Regions from separate parts of the Homo sapiens genome. Here region 1 is linked to region 2. Evidence: read pairs that join two places in POLR2A ChIA-PET (ENCODE). Cell type or tissue: A673. All regions are shown on one strand. Each heading gives the region's core, and the rest is flanking DNA. Links, peaks and the distances in the headings are about the cores only. Region 1 overlaps CRPPA (CDP-L-ribitol pyrophosphorylase A). Region 2 overlaps BZW2 (basic leucine zipper and W2 domains 2).

Region 1 (5,389 bases), core at 220-5,219, 540 kb before region 2:
TTTAAGAAAACCACCAAGAAATTATACACATTATATGTACACGTGAACAGAATTTAAATCAAATGGCATAGCTAGCTCCACAAGTTCTGTTACCTAAGAGACATAAACAAGAACGGATATAAAGGGGCATCTAAGAGCTCTGCCACAGATACGGACTGGCTTCTACATTTGAACTAAAGCAAAATAATTTTCTTCTTTTCTTTAGTTTTAATTTTAGGTTCAGGGCTACATGTGCAGGTTTGTTACATAGGTAAACTTGTGTCACAGAGGTTTGTTGTACGTTATTTCATCCCCTAGGTACTAAGCCTAGTACTCAATCATTTTTTTCTGCTTCCCTCTCTCTGCCCACCTAACTTGTACATTAATTTAAATAATGGACCACACTTAATGTGAAACAGTTTCCTCTTTCAAGAATAAAGTTCTACATTATTGTATTAAAGAGATTGTGCAGGAAGAGAAAAACTTTATTTACAATTTGAGTTGCTTGGTAATTTGAATATAAATGCTGATAAAACTTTTAGATGTTGAGTTATTCTTGGTCAAATAGATCTTCCAAAGTAGTTCCCACTTCTTTAAGTAAAATCTGTGATAAGGGTTTTCCTAGGTTTGTATTTACACACTATTATTTTAAATTCATTTGGACACTTTCATAGCCTATTGAAAATGCAACACCTAAACTGTAGTATAGATCTGTAATAATTCTCCCCATGAGAATAATATATAATTTAAAATTCTGTCCTGTGTTAAATTCTAATGAGGTATTAATCAATTTTGCATTTTTAGAACACTAATGCGTTATAAAATAAATGGCACAAAGAGTAATGAATCTCAATGCTAGTTCACCTATAACTTACTTTCTTCATGTCCAAATAAAGTTTGTAATAACAATTCACCAAGATGATTTAAAGGTGAATAATAAATGCCAGAAATAAATCAAGAACAAAATAATTATAGTAAAGACTTGTAACTAGGTAGGGTTGGCAGTTTTATACTGTATTCAAAGCTCACAGTTGACAATGTTGGAAAAAGAAAAATATATTTTATCGTCTTGTATTTGGCTGAGTTATTGCAAACAAGGTACTGAGAACAGTTCCTGGCACAGAGTAGGCAGTACCCAAAGTCTGCATCACAATCATTACCACCATCACCATTATTATCACATCTTAGAAATAAAACAAAAACAGAAAACCTCACCTGCAGACAATTTTCCTCTCTGGGAGTGAAGCAGTTGAGAGTACAAGAGATGAGACCATATGTTTCTGGAGATTTACAAGGTGAACATTTCCACCATTCAGGAAAGGTTTATCACAAGACACTCAAGGAATAAAAAACTTACCTTTGGCACAACAATGTCAATATTAAAGTCAGTGGAAATACAGGGCAAAGAAAGGGAGGCAGTGAAATCTATGAAGAGATGTATTTAAGCCAAGGGTAAGTAGGATAATAAGTATCCATAGAGACCAGTTTATGATCACCTGGAATGAGGTACCAACAAGGTCACTGCCTGTACAACTGCTACTCATTCCTCAAAGGAATCCTAAAATGCTGGATACCTAATTCTGACTGAAGAAATATTAATAAAGTCTATTGCTCTCTGACAGGGGAATGATGGAGATATTGGTTTCTGTAGTTATGTATAAAGCACTAGTGTACCAAGTATCACTCTCTCTCAATGGTAGCACAACACATTAGCAATGGAAAGAGCAATGGAATAAGAAGATACGGTTAGATGTTTAAACTGTAAAATGCAGGGCAATTTTCAGAAAAGACACTTCTAGAGGGGTACCATCTGGAAAAGTATGGCAGTTGTCCTGCCAAGTGGTAACCAACACCTCAACTACATTGGTCACAACAAAAACAACAACAAAATAAAAGAAAGGTGGGTAATGTCAAAAAAACGGAATTAGAATCCAGAACATTTGAAGGGGTATATTAACAAGATGGGGGAACAGGAGGTCCTCACGCTGAATTCGTCTACAGAAACAAATATTTGACAGGTATCTACAGACCAAAGTGCCTATGTAAAGCTTTGGAATTCAGGTAGAGGGAAGGAAATTCTAGTGGAGCCAAAGACCCAGGAGGACTGCTTTAAGAAGACAGGCTTATACATTGATGACAAGCCCACAGACCTTGATACCAGCTTCAGAATAGAAACAATGTTGTTCCTGTATGGAGCAGGCTCCAGCCCCACTCCTCCCCAGTCCTGCCAAGAGCCCCTTTCACCAAAAATCCAGGGATGCGCCATGCCCATTCATGCCTGCAGTAACAGGGCCTGCAAACCTTAGGCCCAACTGAAGTTCCTGAAGCAGTACTGTGACCTGACTTCCAGCTCCATTCTACTTCAGTCCAAGGCAGTCCTACCTGTCTAGAGACATGCCCAAGGGAGCTGGGAGAAGTCATATGCAGGAGTTCAGTCAGGGTGGTGGGAAAAGTTGTAAGAAAAAGTTTTAGGGAAAGATGCAAGCCTTCTTGGAAGGCCAGAAGGTTTTGCAAAGCTTCAGGGAAGGATGAGCTGAAGGCAGCTGTTCTTACCCTGGGGCTTAGGGCGTAGGTACAATGGAATGTAGAGGAGTTTATCTAAATAGCTTGTTTACTCAAGTTGTCCTAAAACCGACCTTTGATCATTCACATGCAGGACTGCTCTCTACTGGGTGGGGGGAGTCAATGATATTTATTCCCCACAAATTGTGTTTGCTCCAAGCCTTTGTCATTAAATCTGTACTAAATAAATGCGAGCGGGGCTGGCTGATGGGGGCTGCATTCTCAGCAGCTGCACTCTCTCAGCGGCTGCTGGACTCTCCCGTCAACAGTGCAGAGCTAAGCAGTGTGGTCCTCTAGCTGCGCTGTCAGGTAAAATACCTGTGTCAGTGTACTTCTTTCATCTGTTGCTCGGCCAGACTCTGTGGGACAGACTCGGCAGTGATACCTATAGGCATTCCAGGTAACAGATGTGCCAATCTCAGATCCAACTTTAACCTCTGAAGTAGAACAAGCCTCCAGGCTTATCTTGGCCAGGAGGCTGTTCTACCCACCCAGTTATCCAGCAGGAGTCAAAACCATAAGTGCCCCAGGAATTGGCCTGCCAACCTCAGACCTGACTGCTGTCCCTGAAGCAGCATAGTGACCTAGGCTCCATCCCTGTTCTACCATAGTCTGGAAGCAGTTCTACCTATTTAGGGACATGCCCAGGCAGAAGCATGCTCACAAACCTGAAGGAAGCTACACTAATCTGTGCCCCTAGTAATAGGCCTGCCAAATGCAGATATGAGTGAGGAACCTGGCACAACCATAGGACCCCACTCCATCTCACCCAAGTACAATTCCAGAAACAGTCCTACCAGGTTAGAGAAGGCCTGTACCTGCTGAAAACAGTCTATAAAAAATGAAAGCACAAACACCAGTGCAAGGTTATACAAAACATGAAGAATGAGGCAAATATGACACCATCGAAAGAAATTAATAAACCCTCAGTAACCAATGATAACAAAATGAAAATTCATGAATGACTTGACAAAGAATTCAAAATCTTTAAAAAGCTCAATAAGCTACAAGAGAATGTGGATAAACAACTTAATAAAACTAGGAAAACAAGATATGAGGAGAATTAGAAGTTTAACTTATAAATAAAAACTATCATAAAAAAAAAAACAGAAACCTTGTAGCTGAAGAATATAATCCCTGAAATAAACAAACAGAGATCTTTAACAGCAGACTCCAGCAGAAGAAATAATCAGTGAGCTCAAAGACAAGTCATTTAAAATTACTCACAGGAAAAAAAGAAAAGAAAAAGATTTTTTCTTTTCCAATTTGATTAATGAAACATCATCAAATTAAGCAGCATATTCATTAAGGGAGCACCAAAAGAAGCAGAGAATGAGAAATGGTAATTAGCTTTTTCAAAGAAATAATGACAGAAAACTCCCAATGTCTCGGAAGGGAATTGAACATCCAGCTCTTCAATGTAAAAAGAACCTCAAGTAAGTGGAATTAAGAGGTCTTCACCCAGTCACATTACCATCAAATTGTGAGAAGTCAAAGACAATGAGAGAATTTTGAAAGCAGCAAGAGAAAAGTGAGTAGTTAAATACAAACATCCATATGACTATGACTGGATTTCTCAGCAGAAACCTTTCAAGCCAAGAGAAAACGGGAAAATGTAATCAAAGTACTGAGAAAATAAATTTTTAAACCTCCAACAAACCAAAAAAAAAAAACCTACCAACCAAAAATATTATATGCAGCAAAGCTGTCATTCGAGAGTGGAGAGATAAAGACTTTCCTTTATCTCTTTATCTCTTTATTTGTTCTTTCCAGACAAATAAAAACTGAGGAAGTTCATCACTACTAGACCTGCCTGACAAGAAATGCTAAAGGGAGTTCTCCAACTTGAAACAAAAGACACTAGTTAGCAAGATAAAAACAAATGAAAGTATAAAACTCACTGGTAAAGATAAGTATATAATCAAACTCAGAATATTAATATTGTAATGGTGATAACACAAATCACTTTCAACTACAGTATACAGTTAAAAACAAAAATATTAAAATTAACTATAGCTATAATAATTTGTTAATGGATACAATATATAAAAGATATAAACTGTAACATCAATAACCTAAAATGCATGAGAAGATGTATAAAAGTGTAGAATTTTGTATTAATCCAAAGCGAAATGTTATCTTAAAAGAGACTGTTATACCTATAAGATGTTTTATGTAAGCCTCATGGTAATCACAAAGATAAAATGTATAATAGACACACAAAAGATAAAGAAAAAGGAAGGCAAGCATACCACTATAAAAACTCATCAGATCACAAAGGAAGACAAGTCAGGGAGAGAGGAACAAAGGAATTACAAATCAAGTCAGAAAACAATAGACAAATTGCAGTAGTAAGTTCCTACCAGTCTGTAACAACTTTAAGTGTAAAGAGATTAAATTATCTAATCAAAAGACATAGGGGCTACACAGATTTTAAAAATAAGATCCAATTCTACGCTGCCTGCAAGAAACTCATTTAGGAACTCATTTTCAGGGTGAAAGTGAAAAGATCTGGTAGTTTTGAAAATGGGAGTTCCTCTGCACAAGCTCTCTTGCCTGCCTGCTGCCATGTAAGTTGTGCCTTTGCTCTTCCTTTGCCTTCCACTATGATTGTGAGGCCTCCCCAGCCCTGCAGAGCTGTGAGTCCATTAAACCTCTTTCCTTTATAAATTACTCAGTCTTGGGTATATCTTTATTAGCAACATGAGGATGGACTAATACCCTCACCTTACCTTTCAAAGATGCAAAATCCCTGGCTTCAAGGAACGCATTTCCCTGATGCAGGCCACATGCTTTACCTCTATCCCTTCTATACACTCCCAGGGATTAACCCCCAAAATCAAATCTC
Region 2 (5,389 bases), core at 250-5,249:
TATTTCTTTTTCTTATTGTGTGTTAATTCCCTGCCTGAGTCATTCTTTCTCCATAAAGGGCAACCATATTTTTTACTCTTGGACTCCATCTTGATTACATTAGGAAACGAATACACCAAGAGTTGTAAGTAGGAATATAGCCTGTGTGTAGGAGAAAAAGGAACTAGATTAAGAAATCATTTCCACAGTTATTAAAATAACCAATATTTACAAAATCCTCATTTACATAAAAACATCATTCCACTTAGAAAACTGTCTAGAATCTTACTAATACAGTTGCAAACTTTGCTTCAGAGTTCTAACAGGACTGTAGGGGCCAGTCATCCTTTATTGCCAGTAAATTATAACACGTTTTGCTCATCTGCTAGAAACATGTTTGTTGTCCACCTAGAGTAGAATCTGTCCTGCACTTTGCTCTCCTCCCCATCACATCGTTGTCTAAGTGGTTATATCTTTAACACCTTCATTTCCGTGATTTTTAGTCTCTGCATCTCACAGTTTAAAAATCACATTTATTTTATTTTCGTCGAATTTTTTTTTCTACCTGCTATATTCTTGAATGAATTTGTTTTATCTTACGTGTACATTTTGATCATATTTGTTCCCCTAGGTCATGATAGCATCTTTGAAATGCTTATAGTTCTTATATTACAGTGTGAGCCTGTTTAACTATACACTTTTATTATTATAGATCTATGGTGTCATTATAGTGAGTTTCTATTACCTACTTCTGTGTCTTTTTGGTTGACCTAATATTTAATGGTTGTTTTTTTTTTAGGTCTTCAATAAACTCATCAGGAGATATAAGTATTTGGAGAAGGCATTTGAAGATGAAATGAAAAAGGTAAAAATTCAAATATAATGCCTATCTGTTTTATAGTAATGACATGGGGGTGGATAAAAATTTTATAAGTGGCCGGACACGGTGGCTCACGCCTGTAATCCCAGCACTTTGGGAGGCCGAGACGGGTGGGTCACAAGGTCAGGAGTTTAAGACCAGCCTGGCCAAGATGCTGAAACCCTGTCTCTACTAAAAACACAAAAATTACCCGGGCATGGTGGCATGCACCTGTAATCCCAGCTAACTGGGAGGCTGAGGCAGGAGAATTGCTTGAACCTGGGCAGCAGAGGCTTCAGTAAGCCGAGATCACTCCACTGCACTCCAGCCTGGGCAACAGAGCAAGACTCCATCTCAAAAAATAAAATAAAATAAAATTTTACATGTACAATGATATTGCAGAAGTGCCATATATGTAATAACATGTATGTGAAACACATAGTGAGTTTTTAATACATGTTTGGTAAATAAGTATGAAAGATCATTAGCTAATAGCTATAGGAAGAAATATGTGATTATTCTGGACTTTTTCCATTAATATTTAATGTAAGACAGTGTGCTTTGTTCAGTAAGAATAGTTTTACGGGCTATAACCTCTGACCTTGCAGAGATTAAAATGAAAACTAGATAAAGTGATTTAAGTAGTTAAAGCCTATGGAAGAATGTAGCACAGCAGCTAATGTTCAGCAAAATTCTTTAATTGTATGCAGTTTAGCAAAGGGAATAAAAGCACCTCTTTGGAGATAGAGTATATAGGTGTAATTCTCAATACTCTTTCTCATCAGTGAAATCCACAGTAGCATCTCCTTAAAGATGTCCTCTTTTGAGTAATTGCATGTTCCCTCTTCCAATTTGTAACTCCTGTATTTATATATGGCACCCACTACCTTTACTTGTTTCAGATTTGTTTGTTACTTTGTCATTGCTTCCAATTTTAGATAACTATCTAAAGTAAAAAACCAAGTGAAAAAAGTAACCATAACATATACTTACTTCTTCCCTACTTACTTACTCTCCCCGCTCCTCCCCACCTAACTGCACCCCACCCCACCCAGTTCAAAGTGGTTCTGTGTATAATATTGAAGAGCAATTTGGCAATAGTCATTAAAAGAAATGTTTCTTACATGACCCATGACCCAGCCGTCATGAATTTATAAGAATCCATTAGCATGGATATATAAAGCTATATGTATGAAGATGTCACCACAGTATTGAAAAATAGCCTAAATGTTCATTGGTGGGAGATGAAGACTGTTTAATTAAATTACAATCTATCTATACAGTGGAATACTATGCAGTCTTTTATACTTGTAGGCATAACTACATGTATTAATAAGGGAAAATGCCCATGACAAATTAAGTGGAAATGCGAGGTGCAAAGCAACCATTTGGTAGTAGTTTGACCTGGGGCAAATTACTTAATATCTTTGTACCTTAGTGTTCTTTTCTGTAATTGGAGATGGAGACTGTTGTAGGTATTAATACACATAAAGGGATCAGAAGAGTGTCTGGTCCACTCAACAAGTTTTAGCTATCATTAGCATATAATGCAGTAAAAAACAATATGTGTGTATACATGTAATTATGTTTTAATGTTGATTAATATAATTGAGCAATGTGGTTATTATTTTTATGATGATCTAATTTTTGTACCATTTCTATGTGATTAAGTATATTTTAAATGAATATGGTTATATGTGTGAGCTTAAAGAAGTGGTGTTAAAATTTTATTTTAGAGGCTAATTTTTATTATTCTCGTTTAAATGTTATTTATTTTTATAATGGAGGAAAAGGACAAATTGACATGAACTGTCTATATTTATGTTAGTTCTTTCATTCTTCCCCATTTCTGATGCTCCTTGGAACTTAAGCCTTTCAATCCCTCATTCCCTCACTCCCTGGCACTTACTTAGATGTTAACTTCTTTTTAATTTGTTGAGAATTTAATAGGTATAAATTGAGAGGCAAATGGACTGGTTTGTTTCCAGTTCTGCCACTTTCACATAATGTAAATAGTCTATAATATAATAATCCTTCAATTCTTGGGGAATAGTAAGTTAATATTTTCTTATCCCCTACACAGTTAGTGGAATAATCATGTCATCAGGGTGGAGACACTTAAGTCTCTATCAATGCCAGTGAATTTTGCATTGGCGCAAAATAATGGAAAATCAGCAAGGCCCCTGTGGTGATAGTGGCCCCTGAGGAATTTCCATGGCAAGCCTAATAACTGCTGAAATGGAGAAAGTAACAGTAGAATGTAGTCAAAGCACAAAGCAGAGGAGAGTCAGGAGAGAGAAGGGCATCCCACAGGGCTGACTACTCTTAGAATTTAATACAGGAAGTGGGTTTTTCGTTTTATTTGCTTTGAGCTTACATTCAAATTTTCTAGGGTTGCTACTTTTTTAGTTCCCTGCCTCTGGGGCAAGAGAATCTAAAAGTTTACCAAAAAAACATCAAGAACCTAGAAAACCCCTTTCTCCCTCAACAGTCTTGTTTTGAAGACTGTTGTATTCCGTGAGCTCAGAAAAGTATATATTAAATGTCAAAAGCTTAACTTCGACTCTTTCCTGTTTTTTTTTTTTGTTTGTGTGGGGCTTTTTTTTGTTTCTATGTTTTTGCCGTACAAATTCTATTCAGAGAAAATGGGTACATGTAGCAGGGGAAGAGGTAGTCGCCCAAGGAAGTGGAAAAACTTGAAAAACAATACATTTCAGAAAACATGTCCATCATGTATACTTAACTCTCTTGCATGCACATAGTCAAACATAAATCCATCTGTTTACATATCATCCAAATATCTCTTTTCCTTTCCATGAATGTTATCTACAGCTGTGAGTAAATTAACTGAGAAGAAAGGAACTCTGCCTGCTCAAGTCACTTTCCACAGCATCCAGTTTATCATGAAATGAATTACTATGCTTTGCATATGACCTTCTGTTTGTGTGCCACGTAGCCATGGATGTTCACAGTTTATCTTCCCACTTCAGTCCTTTGCTTCATAGACATGGTTCCTTTTTTTTTCTTTTTCTTTTTCTTTTTTTTTTTTTTTTTTTGACCCACAGCTTCTCCTCTTCCTTAAAGCCTTTTCCGAAACAGAGCAGACAAAGTTGGCGATGCTGTCGGGGATTCTGCTGGGCAATGGCACCCTGCCCGCCACCATCCTCACCAGTCTCTTCACCGACAGCTTAGTCAAAGAAGGTAACGAGGCTCCTGTTTTCTCGCCTGTCAGACAACAAAAGAAAAATAAAGTCACAGATAGTTAGAAAAATGCCAGTGGCTCTTTTTGGTGTCCTCTATTACTCATTCTTCATTTAAGAGAATATCTTTGTATGGGTGTATATTGCCTTTCAAATAATAAAAGGAGTGGACTTGTTAATTGTAGGAAGTTTGAAGGAAAAAATATGCACACCTGTACAAAGACATATTAAGAAAGACTAATAGCAAATTAAAATCTCATGGAAGACTTGATGCCTAGGTCAAATACCCCGAAATCGATCTGGTAATCTTTTTGCCCTTCGACACAAAATGGCAGCCTTTAACTTTCACCCCTATTATAAGAACAAAAACTGTTCCCCTCTCAAGGTCTAGAGAAACTGATGCTCAGATATTCATTTTGATTGCACTTTTTAAGATACTCATTGTCTCAGTTTTAGAAAACAATTTTAAGTCTGCTGCATTAGAAGGAGTCTTGTTTTAATTTTAAGGCATTAAGGGTTGGATAGGCATGCATACCATGGTTTGGTTATAGAATAAAATAAAAGTCGGCTGTTTACTTGTAGGAGGATAATGATAGTCAAATTACAATGCAACACAAAACAGTTATTTTTCCTTAAAAATAAATTAAAAGAGCTTTTGTGAGAACATCTGTTTCTTCTGAGAACTTAAAGTTTTCCTCCTACATATATGAAGTCCTAGCTTCATTCATGCCTATAGTGAAAGAAAGGAGTCATAGTTTTCTTGTAGCTAAGGAAAGAATAGTAAATTGAGAGTCAATTGGTCTTATTCAGAGACTCTTCCTAGTTTTTAGCTTAAAATCACTCAGATTTATGACAATTCAGACTCTGTAATTGTTAGATGTTATTAGTATTATGACATTTTAAAGTATTTCCCTGAAGAAAATTCACAATACAACACACATCTTATTTTTGCTATTAGCCATTTTGCACACAGAAAGTCAACATAGAATATAAATGTTAATCATTAATTATTTTAAATTATCCTAGCCAACATAACAGAAAATAATTGCCTTTCTAGTTTTTTTAAAAACCTAAGTGATGTCTGTAACTTCCTTTGTAATATATCCAAAAATTACGTTATTAGGTGGATAGATATCTGATAAAGCAAATACGGCAAAATATTAGTTATAGAAACTAGATGGTGGGCATGTGAATGTTCATTGTTCAATTTGTTCAACTTTTCTGTATGTCTGGAAATTATTGTAGTAAAATGTTTGGGGGGTGGTGAGGAGAAAAATAACTTTGCTATGGAAGTAACATAGTACCTCTGTTATATGGCTTTTCCTTAAACTCTGCCATCTTTTACAAACTA

The links. ChIA-PET counts read pairs that join two places held together with the same protein. Peaks named below come from ENCODE experiments on the same cell type or tissue, not always from the same donor. Only the 100,000 strongest peaks of a DNase experiment are listed, where the experiment ranks them.
Region 1: POLR2A ChIA-PET joins it to region 2 with 5 read pairs; 2 of 35 experiments call an interaction of 5 or more read pairs at or near these places.

The regions. Positions count from the first base shown.
Region 1 is chr7:16,142,006-16,147,394 of GRCh38, forward strand. The region is part of intron 9 of CRPPA (CDP-L-ribitol pyrophosphorylase A); the gene reads right to left. Among named protein-coding and RNA genes, the nearest start is that of CRPPA-AS1, 66 kb to the right of the region's middle. In A673, for the core only: no CTCF peak of the experiment used is centred there; no DNase peak of the experiment used is centred there.
Region 2 is chr7:16,682,002-16,687,390 of GRCh38, forward strand. It overlaps BZW2 (basic leucine zipper and W2 domains 2), which reads left to right. Exons shown (of 12, transcript NM_014038.3): 5 at 779-844; 6 at 3,904-4,039. Among named protein-coding and RNA genes, the nearest start is that of BZW2, 39 kb to the left of the region's middle. In A673, for the core only: no CTCF peak of the experiment used is centred there; a DNase peak (open chromatin) is centred at 3,080; H3K4me3 peaks cover 524 bases; H3K27ac peaks cover 1,607 bases.